3 separate regions of the Mus musculus genome follow, and regions 1 and 3 are each linked to region 2. A link is a loop called in an ENCODE intact Hi-C map of the cell type or tissue named here. Cell type or tissue: heart. All regions are shown on one strand. Region 1 overlaps Sh3rf3 (SH3 domain containing ring finger 3). Region 2 holds the start of Sh3rf3 (SH3 domain containing ring finger 3). Region 3 overlaps Sh3rf3 (SH3 domain containing ring finger 3).

Region 1 (2,500 bases), 180 kb before region 2:
TTGGCTGCCTCTCTGAGGCTGAAGGTGAATCCCTATTGCTGAAGACACCCTATACTTCAGAGCCAGGACCCAGATTTGAGCTGAATCTAACCTGTGGTTTAGCTCCCATACCACAAAGTCCTATGGAAGCAGCCAAGAGAGGGAAGCAATCAATACTCCTATATATGTAGGACTCCTATGAACTGTAACAACCGCTGCCATGGTAAGATACACCTAAAGACCCAGTTGCGGCATCCATATCTTGAAAGTAGCCAACAGTTCTCTAACTGGCTTTAAGGTCCATTTGGCAAGGCCATTATGTCTGGTACTAGAATCCTAGTGTCACATATTCCCATCTAGTGAACTCGTGGATCTTAGGAGAGAACCTACAACTGTCAACATTAAGCTACCATAAACTGCATTCTGAAACTTTTCCTTTTTTTTGTTCATCTTTTATAATTTTTTAAAAATTTATATCCCAAGTGCAATTTCCCCTCCCTCCTCTCCTCCCAGCACCTCCCCCTCTACCTGCCATCCACTCCTCCCCCATTTCTCTTCAGAAAAGGGCAGATCTCCAGTGGATATCAACCTGACACAAGCTAAAGTTATCAGAAAAGAGGGAAGCTCAACTGAGAAAATGCCTCCATAAGATCCAGCTGTAAGGCATGTTCAATGTGGGAAGACCCAGCCCATTGTGGTGCTGCCATCTCTGGGCTGGTGGTCCTGGGTTCTATAATAAATCAGGCTGAGCAAGCCAGGGGAAGCAAGCCAGTAAGCAGCACCTCTCCATGCCCTGCATCAGCTCCTGCCTCCAGGTTCCTACCCTGTTTGAGTTCCTGTCCTGGCTTCCTTTGATAGTGAACAGCAATATGGAAGTGTAAGCCCAGCTTGCCTTTGATCATGGTGTTTCATTATAGAGAATGAAACCCTAACTGAAACACGGTCCCATGTGGAACATCTATGTGAACTTTCAATATCCCCTACTACCCCCACCTCCAAGCTCAGGAAATTCTGCAGAAGACAACACAGAAAGGATTCAAAGCTGGAGGATGGCAAGGAAGGCCATAGAACACTGCCTCTGCCATTGCATGCCTCAGCTCCTGAAGGCTGTGGCTATCTGCACATGATTCAGCCAGCCAAAACTCCCACATGGGTAGAAAGTAACCTGAGAGGCCAGAACCCTAATTAAATAGTGATTGATAGCTCCTGATAGAGGGAATATTCTTCTTTAGGGTGTAGCCACTGTTCTGTTGCTCTCGCCCCATTGGATGGCCTCACAATGAGCCAGTAGGTGGCCTCACAACTTTATGTAATAAGCAGCATCAATCGAACTTAGTGGATTACTAAAACAGAAACAAGAGGATGTGAAGTTCAGAGGGGGTTACACTAGGGGGATTCAGGAGGAGAAATCGGTAGTGGCTATGATTCTATTTCACTGGACACATGTGTGAAATTCTTCAAGAATGTATTTTATTTTAAAAAAACAATGGAGCTACCAGGCCATGGAAAGACAGAAACACACATTTCTGAGTGAAAGAAAGCAGCAGGAAAGGGAAGCATGTAGTGGTGCTAGAACCATACCAGAAATCAGGAGAGAGCCACAGAGACTAGGAAAGTTCTGTGGCTGCAAAGAAGGGGAGGGATAAAAAAGTGAGGCATACAGAGTTCAAGACAGTGAAAGCACGATGAGTCATAGGGTATATGTGTTACATGTGTCCAACACCAAGACTGTACAGCATCAAGACTAAATTCCCATAGAAACAAAGGCCATTGGCTGATATTGTCGAGACAGGCTCAGCAATGGTAAAAATGTACCACACCCCAGGGCTTTACTGATAATAGAGGAGGTGGAAGGGGACTGCTGTGGCACACAGGAAACCTCTGTATTAGCTCCCTTTTGTTATGGACCTAAAAATTCCCAAAACTCAAGTCTACCATTGAAAGAATAACTCACAGACCCACTGAGCAATGGATACCAACAAACAACCCTACAAAAAAACCCTGATGTGTATCTCATAAATGAGACCCTGAAAACAGATTGAACACAAAAATTAAACTCTGCTCGAGTCTATTTATCTGATGTTCAAGAGTAAACCCCTTTCACCCATCTTTATCAGGTGTGAGGAGGAAGGTGGTGGTGAGTGGAGCTGCCCAGCTTTGGTATCATGCCATTTCCTGAATAGGCGATGATTAGGAAGGTCTCATTAGGCTGCATAACTCTTATTAGTGGATGTTTTGGAAATGTTATTGCATGGAATTGAAGAAATGGTCTTTGTGTTCTCCCCTGGAGAAAAGGGAACAGTCCAACCAGACTGGACAAATCACACATGCCTTGAGAATGGCATGTAGTCTGAACATTTTCTCAAAGGGGCAGACATGCCACATGGGATAATCCAACAATCACATCAACAGTTTGGAATCAAGTCAAGGGTGAGCCTCGAGTCTGAGAAATGAATGCACCATGGAGCTGTGATCCTGCCTTCCAGCTTGGATATCACTGTGTACTGAGGATCCAGGCATA
Region 2 (2,500 bases):
AGTTCGTGGCGCGAGCACACGATGCTCTCCAGACAGCGTCGGCAGAAGGTGTGCTGGCATGGCAACACCTTGGCCGTAGTGTCCAGGCGCTCCAGGCACACAGAGCATTCCAGCAAATCCAGCAGCGATGATTCGTCCATATCCTCTTCAGTCCTCGCCTGGGCCCCCCTCTGCTGCTCACCCTGCCTGTCCTCGCCCTCGCCCCGAGCTGCGGTGGCCGCCGCCTTGGACGCGCACAGCCAGGACGCCCCAAGCAGCATGGGGGAGGCGCCAGCGCGGGCCCAGCGAGCCGCCTAAGTCTAGCAGCCAGAGCCCGGCCCGCCGAGGAGAGCGGGCATTTGCGCCTAGCCCGGGCAGTCGCCGTCAATAAACAGGGTTCGGTCCCCGCGCGGCGCGTGCTGACAGCCCGAGGCACTAGCCTCCACGATTTGCAAAGTGACACGCCGAGCCTGCCCGCGAGGCAGGCACCGGAGTTCCGGAGCCCCGAGGCAACTCCAGCCAGCCGAGCCCAATCAGCCTACGCGCGCGCACCGCCGCTGCGGGCAACACCTGTGCTGCCGCGCCGCCCGCGCCCGGGAGCCCAGCAGCGGGGAGTGCAGGGAGAGGCCGGCCAGGTCCCCAGGGAGACCGGGGCGCGGCGTGCACGCTCCCCCGCGCCGCAGGCGAGCCGCACCGCCCCCCTCGGCGCCTCCATGCGCCCTCGGGCTGCCAGAGCACCGCCGCCTTGCTCAACTAGCTCAGCCGGATCTCGTCCCTGGGTCGCGGGACCATGTGCGGGGGACGCGCAGAGGTCACAGTCACTGCGGGGGTGTTGGGAAACGGACACCTCTCCTGCCTTGGAGCTTCTCCCTTTAGGCCACCTCCGGGGCTCCGGAGAACTTCCCCTGCGCAGGCTTGGCCCTGTCCCCTCTGGACGCCAGACTCTGGATTCTCCGCGAGCTTCAGGAAGGGACGTTTCTTCTCAACGCCTCCGCGAAGGAAAGTTTGGGAGCATCATCCCGACTGCTTTCTTAGCCAGCGCTGGAGAGCAGCCGGAGGACGCATCAGACACCCAGGCATCCTTCTGGACGACTCCAGGGAGCACTCTTGCTTGTGTCCCCTCTCCTGCCAGCATGCCCAAGTGACAGCTGTGGGTATAGGTGCGGGGGTGTCCCTTGAGGCGAGAAGGGAAGTCGCTGGAGATGGCCGGGTCGGGGGCTGCCGGGGCCGCGACTACTCCTTCGGGAAGCCGGCTGCCCTCTCCAGAATCACTGATGTGTGACTGACGCCGCCGCCCACGCGCCAGCACACCCTGGCCGAGCGCCGCGCCCCTGGCGGCGCGGTGAAAGACTCCAGCGCCCGCTCTGGTGAGCTCTGATGAACCCAGCTCCAAATATTCCTCGGGAGGCTCAAAAGAGGGGGAATGTGCGCTCCTTCCCGATGCCCGGGGTTCTGGGAGCGTCAGAGCGACGGAAGTACGTACGAGGACCTGGAGCAGCAGGGAAGTTTGGCGGTGGGCTGCGGTCGGTGTACAAGATTTCTTACCGTGTGCTGCCCCCTGGTGGGCCCCTCGTGTTCCCAACGCTCTCGAGCCCCGCACAGGCAAAGGTCCAGAAAGCTGGATGATGCACAGCTGGGAGATGCCAGGGCAAGCATCCAAAGTGGTGTGGATGCCCCTCCTGCCGGTTGGGCTGCCCTGTTGTTTGTGAAGCTGAATGTCACTTTTCTTCGTTTTTAGGGAGAAAAAAATTTTGCTGATACTTAAATGCCAACATAATATCTGCATTGTTTTAATGCTCTTAAACAACCCTGTGAAATAATTGCTTTAACTTCATTACACGGGTAAGGAAATTGATTCTCATTATTATGAAGCCATTTTATTAAATGTGGTTTTTGTGACCACAGAACCCAAATGCAAAAAGACCACATGGTAGCAGAGCGGTTGCCTATAAGCCACGTGTCCCTTACAGTGTAGTAGTATCTTCCACACGGCGTGTTTAGTAAATATCCATTGAATGATCGAAAGAGTGACTTGATCTCATCCAGTGATGATTTGAATGCAGTATTTAGCACCCCAATTCCAGATATCCTGAGTTCCTATCAGACTGCTAGTCTCTGGAAATTCCCAGGAGCATAGAGTTGTCCCAGCCGATCTCTGTATCATTTACACAAGTATTGGCAAGGGTATAAGATAGAATTGTCTGTCTATGTCTATTATTGCCTATGTCTGTCTATTGTCTGTTATGAAGGGGGTAGGGAGGTGAGTGACTTTTGCTCAGGAACACCCAAGGGGAATTGTGAGAGGGTCCAGAATGCCTGATTTATGAGTGGTGATCAGGACCCGGGAAAGGGTGTGTGTGCAAAGAACAAAGAACAAAGTTGCTGTCCATGATGATATAGCCTGAGTGCTTTTGGATGCAAGAGAGAAATAAAGCTTAGGAGAATTTTAAAAGGTGCAAAATAAAAGTAATCTTAGGGGACTACAGGCTAAGGGCTGGGGCAGACTAGTGCAGGCAGATTC
Region 3 (2,500 bases), 190 kb before region 2:
GAGGTGGGTGCCTCAGGAGGGAGGTGGGTGTATCAGGAGAGGGGTGGGTGCCTCAGGAGAGGGATGGGTGCCTCAGGAGGGAGGTGGATGCCTCAGGAGGGATGTGGGTCCATCAGGAGAGGGATGGGTGCCTCAGGATGGAGGTGGTGCCTCAGGAGGGAGGTGGGTGCCTCAGGAGGGAGGTGGGTGTCTCAGGAGGGAGGTGGGTGTCTCAGGAGGAAGGGAGGTGTCTCAGGAGGGAGGGAGGTGTCTCAGGAGGGACGTGGGTGTCTCAGGAGGGAGGGAGGTGTCTCAGGAGGGAGGGAGGTGTCTCAGGAGGGACGTGGGTGTCTCAGGAGGGAGGTGGGTGTCTCAGAGAGGTAAGGCTGGGACACAGGCTGCTGGTGAAGATGCAGATGTTCTTGACATATCCTCAGGCACCTGGAGCCCTAGGCAGAGGGTATGGGGAGATATGAATACTGAAAAGCAATGAGTCAAGGAGTGCAAGATGATTAGGCATCAGCTTCTAGGAGGAGTGTGGCTGCCCCAGGGATTGAGGGAGGATGGTGTCACACAGGAGAGTCTGGCCATCTGTACCCACCCCAACCAATACGCTCCTGGCTTCATCTTTTAGCAGGCAAGGAATACCTTAGATCCCTCACCACAGCATATCTTCCCTGACTTTTTTCTATCAAAACTTCTTTGGGTATTTACTGCAAGGCCAGATGGCCCAGCAGGAACTGTAATGTGTTTGGAACTGGGGACCAATGACACTTGATGGAATAACATATTATTCTGCCTGCCTTCTCTGGAAGCCTACAGACTGGGAGTGAAGCAGAATGACAGGCTTGGTAGCATCCCTCCAGGTCAGGGGAACGGCATGTCAGGTCTGTCAGTAGATGGCATAAGACTTTTGGAAAAGATGCTATGCTAGAGGCTGTAGTGGCTGACAGGATGCACATTTTCCAGTGATCATCAAAGTTAGGAGAGCTGTCTGATGGGAGCTGGGCACAACTCCAGAGGATGCGTGTACTGAGGACCGAGGAGTTGCTCCCCATGTGACCACAGGGTAGCCTGTGGGCTTACCACAGTCACTTCTCATTTATTCTGCTCTAACGTTCAGTTTTCCAACAAGGAAACAAACAAGGCTGGGAAACCTGGTTATATAAAAGCCAAGGAGTGAAAGTAGATCTACTTGCCCTGAGTAAAACTCCATTCGGAGTGGATCAAAGACTTCAAGGTACTCGCTAAGCTTTGAAACTGCTGGAGGAAAACGTAGAAAAGCACTTCAGGAAATAGGCACAAGGCAGGACTTCCTTAAAAGACTCGAGTAACACAAAACCATGAGAACTGTAAAGGGGATTATACAAAATATAAATTCTTCTGCATAATGAAGAGACAGTCTACTCAATAGGAAAATACATCCAACAGGGAGTTAGTATCCAGAGCCTATAAGAATTCAGAACGCTGTATCCCCAAACACCAAATCATGTGATCAACTAAGTATGTTTATGAATGGAACAGCTAAAGTATGTTTATGAATGGATCTCAAAGGAAGAAATACAAATGGTCAATGTGGGAACAGGGAATGGGAAGTTGGGGGAAAAGAGATGAGATGGAGCCCACATTGCCCGGGATTCAGACTCTGGAGACCAGCATTAGAGTGCAGATCTAACTTTATTGCTTATTACATGAGCTTATTATAAAGCTTTTTAACCAATTATGACATGTTTATGTATTTAAGGGCAAATCCTGGTACAACTGGTGTTGTTCAGCAGAATCTGACTCTTCTGTCCAGGAGCCTGTAATGGGAGGGTACAATCCCCCACCCCCACGCCCAGGGGTGGTTTCTATGAAGACACGAGAAGCAACCACCACCCTGGCCTTGGGTCCTTTGTGTTGTCTCACGGGCATGCCGAGGAGAGCCATGTCAGATCAGATATCGTGTACAGTGGATCAGGAATCCCTGGAGCTTGTGACTCCTCGCTCTCTGTCTCACTTCTTCCTCCACCAAGTTCATTTCCACATCCCCCATAGCCAATAAATAGTTAAAGAAAAACAAACAAACAAAAACATTATCCTTAGCCATCATGGAGGTAATAACTCAAACTGCCTTCAGAGTTAACTCTCCCAACCCCCCCCCCCCCACCTCATTTGTCCCAGTCAGATGGATTTTATCAAGAAGTAAAATGGAAACAATTGCTGGGTGGGAATATAAACCTTATTATAGTCACTATGAAAATTAATATGAAGGTTCTTCCAAAAAACCAAATAGAAGCACCACACAAGCCAGCCACATGACCGCTGGGCAAAAGAGGGCAATGGGTCCCCTGGAATTGTTGTTATAGAAGGTTGTGAGCTACCATGTGGGAACTGGCAATTGAACCCGAGTCCTAGTGCACCTAACCACTAAGCTACCACTCCAGAAATATAATTTTAATCTTTTCTTCTTTGCTATCTGTATATATGCCTATCTGTTTGTCTGTCTATCTGTCTATCCACTTCCCTATATACCTATTTG

The links. Hi-C counts contacts between places; a loop is a spot of excess contacts. Peaks named below come from ENCODE experiments on the same cell type or tissue, not always from the same donor. Only the 100,000 strongest peaks of a DNase experiment are listed, where the experiment ranks them.
Region 1: a loop joins it to region 2, with 5 times the contacts of the local background. A loop is called at or near these places in 13 of 42 quality-filtered maps.
Region 3: a loop joins it to region 2, with 2.2 times the contacts of the local background. A loop is called at or near these places in 14 of 42 quality-filtered maps.

The regions. Positions count from the first base shown.
Region 1 is chr10:58,994,068-58,996,567 of GRCm38, reverse strand. The region is part of intron 2 of Sh3rf3 (SH3 domain containing ring finger 3); the gene reads right to left. Among named protein-coding and RNA genes, the nearest start is that of Sh3rf3, 180 kb to the right of the region's middle. In heart, a CTCF peak has its summit at 1,270 (motif pointing right); no DNase peak of the experiment used is centred here.
Region 2 is chr10:58,811,335-58,813,834 of GRCm38, reverse strand. Sh3rf3 (SH3 domain containing ring finger 3) reads right to left here and starts at 476. Exons shown (of 10, transcript NM_172788.3): 1 at 1-476. The coding sequence starts at 260. In heart, CTCF peaks have their summits at 1,295 and 1,521 (motif pointing left); DNase peaks (open chromatin) are centred at 854, 874 and 1,504; H3K4me3 peaks cover 1,641 bases; H3K27ac peaks cover 1,223 bases; H3K27me3 peaks cover 1,896 bases.
Region 3 is chr10:59,003,681-59,006,180 of GRCm38, reverse strand. All of the region lies in intron 2 of Sh3rf3 (SH3 domain containing ring finger 3), which reads right to left. Among named protein-coding and RNA genes, the nearest start is that of Gm23223, 190 kb to the left of the region's middle. In heart, no CTCF peak of the experiment used is centred here; no DNase peak of the experiment used is centred here.